Regions from separate parts of the Homo sapiens genome. Here all the other regions are linked to region 1. A link is an interaction called in ENCODE POLR2A ChIA-PET data of the cell type or tissue named here. Cell type or tissue: GM12878. All regions are shown on one strand.

Region 1 (2,500 bases):
AAAAAACAAAGGTGGCATGATTTTTTCTTTTTGTCTTTTTTTTTTTTTTTTTCTGAGATGGAGTCTCGCTCCGTCACCCAGGCTGGAGTGCAGTGGTGCGATCTTGGCTCACTGCAACCTCCTCCTCCCAGGTTCAAGTGATTCTCCTGTCTCAGCCTCCCAAGCAGCTGGGATTAAAGGCACCCACCACCACACCCGGCTATGTTTGTATTTTTTAGTAGAGACGGGGTTTTACCATGTTGGCCAGGCTGGTCTCGAACTCCTGGCCTCAAGTGATCTGCCCGCCTCGGTCTCCCAAAGTGCTGGGATTACAGGTGTGACCTACCATACCCGGCCACAATTTTCAACATTTATTCCACGTCCACCATGTGCCAAGGTTCTGGGAGGCTCGGGCCCTTGACACAACCATGTCCCTGAAAGAGACGAGCACAGAACCAGGAGGCCCTCAGACAACAGACGCCAGAGCCACCAAGTCCCCCACTAACGGTGCCACCCACTTCCCCTCCTGGCCACGCAGGACGGCCCCAGGGTTGGCCTGTGCTGATGGTGCCACCTGGTGGTAGACATGGGAACGCCCTCACCTGAGATTTCCTCTCCGTGACCCTTCTTCCCCCTCTAGGGGTCCTGGGCTGCCCTGAGGCCACCGCCTAGCAAGATCAAGATAGGGCTTGAGCGGCAGTGGGATAGGGCAGTGGGGGTTCCGGGGGGGTCCGGTGCAGGCAGAACCAAGAGTGTGCCGGCGGAGGGCTGTCGGTACAGGGTGCAGGGCGTGGCGGCTGCAGGACCTCAGCTTGCCTCTTTAAATCCCTTCCTGGGCACCGCGGTGGCCCGGCCCTTTCCCCTCGTGCTGTTTCTGCTGGAAACGCCGCACAGTCTCCTCGGGGGCAGCCGCCAGCGGAAACGGTTATTGGCCGCCAGGCAAGCCAGTCCCATCCTTCCCAGCAACTGGGACTTTCCGGGCAGGGCTCCCCAGCGCGGGTTCAGCTAATTAAGGAAGCAATTAGCCTCCCCTGAGGCTATTCATGCTTCCTCACCCACAGTTCTCAGGTTCTGTGAGACCAGAGCCTCAGTCTCCCGTGAGCAGAGGGTGTGTGTGTGGCTGCCACTATTCTGCAGACACGCTGGCTCCACCCCAGAGAGTTGCAGGGCCAGGAAATCTGCATTTAAACAGACCCTGGCTCTCACACTTCGGAAACTGCCCGAAGCACCTCTCAAATATGGGACAGGTTTGATACTCCCTCCCCCTCTCCGTTCCCCCGCTTCTCCCTTCTTCGCCCTCCTTCCCACTTCCTCCCTCCTCCCCGCCCCTTCTGCCCCCCACCTGCCCTCCCTCCCTCCCTTCCATCCTTCCTCCTCCTCCCGGCAACCTTTCTCCCTTCCCCACTCCCTCCCCTCTCCCTCCTCCTTGTAGGGACAGCGCCGCGTCCTGGGAAGGGCAGGGGCTCTGGCGTGAGCTCAGTTTGCATCCCAGCCTTGTCTCCTCAGGCGTTGAAGTGGGGGGCAGTTTCTGCATCCACAAAATGGGGATGAAATACCCACTTTGTCAGGGTTTAGTGAAGAACAATGGAAGTAAACGAAGTGAGAGCACTCTGCAAACAGTGAGATGTTGATAGAAAAGTAGTTTTAGGCCAGGCGAGGTGGCTCACGCCTGTAATCCCAGCACTTTGGGAGGCTGTGGCGGGTGGATCACCTGAGGTCAGGAGTTTGAGACCAGCCTGACCAACATGGAGAAACACCGTCTCCACTAAAAATACAAAATTAGCCGGGCATGGTGGCGCACGCCTGTAATCCTAGCTACTCGGGAGGCTGAGGCAGGAGAATCGCTTGAACCCGGGAGGTGGAGGTTGCAGTGAGCCGAGATTGCGCCATTGCACTCCAGACTGGGCAGCAAGAGCAAAACTCTGTCTCACAAAAAAAAAAAAAAAAAAAAAGAAGCTTCCAGGAGTAGACAGGAGGGCTCGCAGGAGGGACTGGGGTGTTCCTTCCAGGCTGAGAGGCTGAGGCTGGAGAGAGACGCAGGGGAAGTGGAATGAGAAGGCCTCCCTCCTCCCCTAGGCCTCCTCTGATGAAAACTACCTTCTCTCTCCAGCATCCACAGTCAGATGCATAAAACCATTTATTTTTTCTGTTCAGAAATTACTGGTATTGCAACTAGTATTGATTTTTACTGTTTTCATTTCACATGTACAGATTTTCAGCTGCATTCAGAGTTCAGCAGCTTTCGGGCGGTTCCTGGAAGCCCGACGTCATTTATAATCCGGTTTCTGAGTGGGAACGGCTTTCTCTGGGAGACAGCTCCTTGGGAAGTTAGAGACTTCCTGCACTTATTGGACTCGAACATCCATTCTGTACAAAATGCCCCGCAACACTGAGGAGATGCTGTTTTGTTTTTGTTTGTTTGTTTGTTTTTTCGAGACGGAGTTTTACTCCTGTTGCCCAGACTGGAGTGCAATGGTGCGATCTTGGCTCACTGCAACCTCCGCCTCCCGGGTTCAAGTGA
Region 2 (2,500 bases), 100 kb before region 1:
AAGCACAGGACGTGAGACTAGGGAGCCAGTAGGGTGGCAAGGGGGTGACAGGGAGCCCTTCAGGGTGCCAGCTCTGGGGTGGGGGTGCCCCAGCACTCAGATCACGCCCCCAGCCCTGCCCAAACCAGCAACGAGCCTGGCCCCTAGCCCAACTTTACCCCCGAGGCCACCTGTGGTGGGCAACCAAATCTGGGGGCCAGCCATCACTCCTCCTCTGCCCAGACACCAGGAATACAGTCCTGGCACCCACCCACAGGTCTGGGAGCCAACCTGCCACCATGCAGGCTGCAACCTGTGACCTTGGCCCCATTAGCGTGGCCTCCTCCAGTCAAGCAAACCAGCTGGCGCCAAAAAACAGAGCAGGTTGGGTGAACTCCTCATTGCAGAGGATGGCACGGCTGCAGGCAGCAGGAGACATCACTTACACGCTCCAGCCGGGATCTGTTGGGGAGGGGTGGTGGTGGCAAGAACTGGGTGTGTCCAGGGCAGCAAACAGCTCTCACACCCAGGCTGGACTGACCTGGCATGGCTCGGGTAGCTAGGTTGGAAAACCCACCCCAGACAGCCTCTCTCTCTCCAGGCCTCAGGCTGGGCCTCGGCTCCCGCCCCCTCTCCCCTTGGATGACCTCAGCTCTGGATGCCCCCGGAGCACTCCAGCCAGAGGTTCCCTGCTCAGGCCTGCTTCAGGCATCCCTTCTCCTGCATGCATCCCAGGCATCCTATCTGGGCTCTTCCCTCCCCCACCTCCCCATGCCACGTGGACTCTCCCAGCTCCAGCCCCACTGCCATCTCCCTCCTTCACCCGTCTCTGCCTCCAAACCTGCTACTGAGACCCTCTAAAGGGTGCCCGCCACCTTTAGAATAAAATCCCAGGCATCTCCTGGCCCTACTGGCCCACATGGCACAGTCTGGCCCCTAAACCCCCTCCACACACACACCTATCCACCATACTCCAGCCACAATGGCCTCCTTTCTGCCCCACACCCAGACAAACTCAGACCTGCCACAGGGCCTTTGCACGGGCCCCTGACTAGGGTGCTCTTCCCCCTGACCTCCCTCACGACTGGTACTCCTCGCTCTTCAGGCCTCAACTCAAACATTTCCTCTTGCAGAGACCTCTCCAGAGGACCCTGGCCAGCGGTATCCACATGTGCACCCCACCCTGATCATCACCACACAGCACAGAACTGCTTCCCATAGCCACGTATCTTCTTCCTTGCTCACTGTCTGTCTCCCCATCAGCCTGGGAGTTGCACAACACAGTGGCTGTGCGTGAAGAGTCACTGCTGTGCCCTCGGGCCTGGCACACAGCACTCCACACATCTGTTCACTGAATGAGTGCATGGAGTCCTGGTCTCCATGGCGCAGTCAGATCTGACCACATCAGGGGCTCCTGGGCCCTCCAGATGCTGCTGCCTCATGTCCAAGGCCCCTGTGGTCTAGCCCTGACACTGGGGTGCCTCCTGTCACTGATTCCCAAACCCACGCTGCCATCATGCCCTCCCTGCCACTCCTCTCCCCCTTATCCTCTCCCTGGCACCTCCTCTGACCTGCCCAAGCCCATACCTCCCCCTCCTGCCTGTCCCTCCCCCAGTCTTCAGTACCTTCAGCTCCCATCCCTGCTCACCCTTGCATTCACAGCCTGGCATCAGCTTCCCATTCCCCACCTTCCTGCCTGTCACTTCTGCTTACAAGCCCTGGTGCCACTGCCAATGCTTGGTGTCCCCCTCATCCTGTGCTTTTGTACCTCCAAGCCTTTGACCACTGCTATTCCCTCTGCCTAAGGGCTCTTCCCCCTCTTCTCAGCTGGATGAGCTCTTATTCATCCTGCAAGACCCAACTCAAAATGTCTCCTCTTTTGTAAAATCCTGCCTGATCCTTCTCCTGCATCAGTCAGGACATTACTGGTTGCAAGAGAAAGAAACACAACTCAAAATAGCTTGAGCAAAAAAGAGAACATGTTGATTTATATAACTAAATATTCCAGGGGTAGTTTCAGGCATTCTGGATCCAGAGGCCCAAATTAAGTCACCTATCCATCCACATCTGGGCTCTGCCTCCTTCCATGTGATGACCTTATCCGCAATCCTCCATCCTAAATGCAGCTGTGGAAGAGGGTGGCCGGTGGCCTCATATTCACACCCTTCAGTTTCAACAATCACAGCTGAGTCCAAATCCAGAATGGGCCTGGGAGGGGGTCTCAGGCCCTGCATACTCAACCTTCAGTCACAGTTCCAGGGAAGCCTTTGACGGGCTCAGATGGGCCACATGCCCCTTTCTCCACCAGTCACTGTGGCCAGAGGGAGGGGGTACTGGGCCCCACCTGGGTCCAGTGGGGGCATGCGTCCCAGGAAGAAAACCCTCTGGGCCCAGGTCCTACTCTGTACACAACTCCCGCCTCGGTCTCCACGCGTCCCCTGAGATCCCCCACCGCCCTGGATGTTCACGGTTCTGCAGCATGAGAAATCCCCTCGCAGCTGGGTCCCCAGTGCCCGCTCCG
Region 3 (2,500 bases), 230 kb before region 1:
ACATCATCTGTCAAATTAAATAAAAGGCAAGTTAGTGTAATTTTAATTTGTCCTTGAGTGCACTGAGAAAAGTAGAATAAAAGCTAGGTAAATAAAAGCTAGAAACGGATCTTATAGTGATAGTGGTACATCAGCTCAAAGAGACAACAAGCCTAACTTTTTTCTTATTTTTTTTAGAGATTGAATCCCACTCAGTCGCCCAGGCTAGAGTGCAGTGGCACCATCTTGGCTCACTGCAACCTCCGTCTCCTAGGCTCAAGCCATTCTCCTGCCTCAGCCTCCCGAGTAGCTGGGATTACAGGTGCCTGTCACCATGTCCAGCTAATTTTTGCATATTTTTAGTAGACACGGGGTTTGACCATGTTGGCCAGGCTGGTCTTGAACTCCTGACCTCAGGCGATCTGCCCACCTCGGCCTCCCAAAGTGCTGGGACTACAGGCGTGAGCCATCATGCTCGGCCCAAGACCTGAATTGAGACACAGGATCTAGAGATTTGCTGGGGAAGATTTAGCCTGATTACTGATTATCAATTATTGCTATAGAACACCTAAAAGTTTACACAAAAAAACTGGGCTGAGATATGTTAATAATAAATGTTGAAATAACGAAAACACTGTCAGATGGTCACATACACATATGCACATCAAAAAGCAATAAACAGGCTGGGCGCAGTGACCCACACCTGTAATCCCAACACTCTAGGAGGTCAAGGCAGATGGATGATCTGAGGTCAGGAGTTCCAGACCAGCCTGGCCAACATGGTGAAACCCCACAACAAAGTGAGATTCTGTCTCAAAAAACAAACAACAAAAAACCCACCAAATACTGTGACTTTCCAAGGAAAGTTGGGAAGCAAGAACTCAACTTTGACAAGAGGATGATTAACGGATTATTTTGAGCGCTCAAATTTGACTAAAGAATTTTGTACTTGAGGGTCTTAAATGTTACATCCTCCTAGGATCTTTGCATTTTAAAATGTCATTGTGTATAAACTTCTTAGGGGAAGTGAATCTTCTACCTCAAACTTGGAGTTTCACCGTGATGTTAATAATGGAGACAGGGAAGGAGGCACAAAGAAAAGACCGTAATTGGGAGATAGGGGACATGATAAGAGTAAAGGGCAAGCTCCTTGCATGACTGAATTAAAATGTTCTAATTTCAAATATATATTTCACATTCAATATAATTTTTACTATAGTCTATGGGCACTTCTTTTTGCCAGAAGGTTATAAATAATATGGTAGACTACTAAACATACAGTTGTACATCCATCTGATCCCTTCCCACGAAAAAGTGGATAAACTTGCAAGATAAACTCATGACACCATGAGCAATGGGAAGCTGGAAACATGAGAGATGAAGTGAGTGACAGTGATTCTGTGCACTGCAAGGAAGCAGACAGTAATGATGAGTGCAGTGGAGGAGCCCCCAGAAAGCCAGCCACTTTAGGGCACAGAGCTTGGGGAGGCCTCAGTAAGTGGGGGTGCAACATGGGGCTGAAAAATAGAGCATTAGCCCAAAGTTTCTAAGAGGAGTTAGATCCTTAACCCAGTTCAACCAGGTAACTGTTCTCATCCACTGAAAACAGGCGGGAGATTGTCAAAGTCCGCGCACTGAATCATGAGCCCATATCCCCACCCACACAACCCTACCATCCTCTTCTCCACTTGGCTTTTAGGACGCTGGCAGCCAAGCTTGCATCTCTAGACAGGAAATCTCAAGATTTTTCTCTGGAACAAAAAAAAAAATGTTTTTTTTTCCTCTGGGAAAACTCAACTCAGAAAAAAGACCCATATGCTGGCTGGCTGCCTTATTATTCTACGGAGAGGACTACAGGCTAGCAAGCCTGGCCCATACTGTAACAGAGAGCTTCAAGTCATTTTTTAAAACATCTCTTTCTCTCTTAAAAATATAAATCAAGGCTGGGTGCAGTGGCTCAAGCCTGTAATCCCAGCACTTTGGGAGGCCGAGGTGGGCGGATCACCTGAGGTCAGGAGCTCGAGACCAGACTGACCAACGTGGAGAAACCTCATGTCTTCTAAAAATACAAAATTAGCTGTGCATGGTGGCGCATGCCTCTAATCCCAGCTACTCAGGAGGCTGAGGCAAGAGAATCGCTTGAACCTGGGAAGCGGAGGTTGCGGTGAGCTGAGATTGCGCCATTGCACTCCAGCCTGGGCAACAAGAGCGAAACCCCATCTCAATAAAGAAAAAAAAATCAAGACATCTGAAGAACCTCTAACAAGAAAGAGAAAATAGGAAACAGACAAAGATTTTTAAAAATTATAGTACAGGCCAAGTGTAGTGGCTCACGCCTGTAATTCCAGCACTTTGGAAGGCTGACGTGGGAGGATTGCTTAAGCTCAGGTGGTGAGACCAGCCTGCCTGGGCAACAAAGTGAGATGCTGTCTCTACAAAAAGTAAAAAACTTAGCCAGGTGTACTGGCATGCACCTGTGGTCCAGCTACTTGGGAGGATCCCTTGAGCCCAGTGGTTGGAG

The links. ChIA-PET counts read pairs that join two places held together with the same protein. Peaks named below come from ENCODE experiments on the same cell type or tissue, not always from the same donor. Only the 100,000 strongest peaks of a DNase experiment are listed, where the experiment ranks them.
Region 2: POLR2A ChIA-PET joins it to region 1 with 6 read pairs; 5 of 35 experiments call an interaction of 5 or more read pairs at or near these places.
Region 3: POLR2A ChIA-PET joins it to region 1 with 6 read pairs; 4 of 35 experiments call an interaction of 5 or more read pairs at or near these places.

What each region holds. Positions count from the first base shown.
Region 1 is chr22:42,437,107-42,439,606 of GRCh38, forward strand. It overlaps LOC101927344 (a long non-coding RNA gene), which reads left to right and starts at 1,061. Exons shown (of 6, transcript NR_188414.1): 1 at 1,061-1,226. It also overlaps a transcript of NFAM1 not described here. RefSeq lists enhancers at 256-355, 1,096-1,145, 1,109-1,610. In GM12878, a CTCF peak has its summit at 553 (motif pointing left); DNase peaks (open chromatin) are centred at 555 and 1,115; H3K4me3 peaks cover 2,291 bases; H3K27ac peaks cover 2,241 bases.
Region 2 is chr22:42,335,739-42,338,238 of GRCh38, forward strand. It overlaps a transcript of TCF20 not described here. Among named protein-coding and RNA genes, the nearest start is that of LINC01315, 32 kb to the right of the region's middle. In GM12878, no CTCF peak of the experiment used is centred here; no DNase peak of the experiment used is centred here.
Region 3 is chr22:42,205,614-42,208,113 of GRCh38, forward strand. All of the region lies in intron 2 of TCF20 (transcription factor 20), which reads right to left. Among named protein-coding and RNA genes, the nearest start is that of TCF20, 64 kb to the right of the region's middle. In GM12878, no CTCF peak of the experiment used is centred here; no DNase peak of the experiment used is centred here.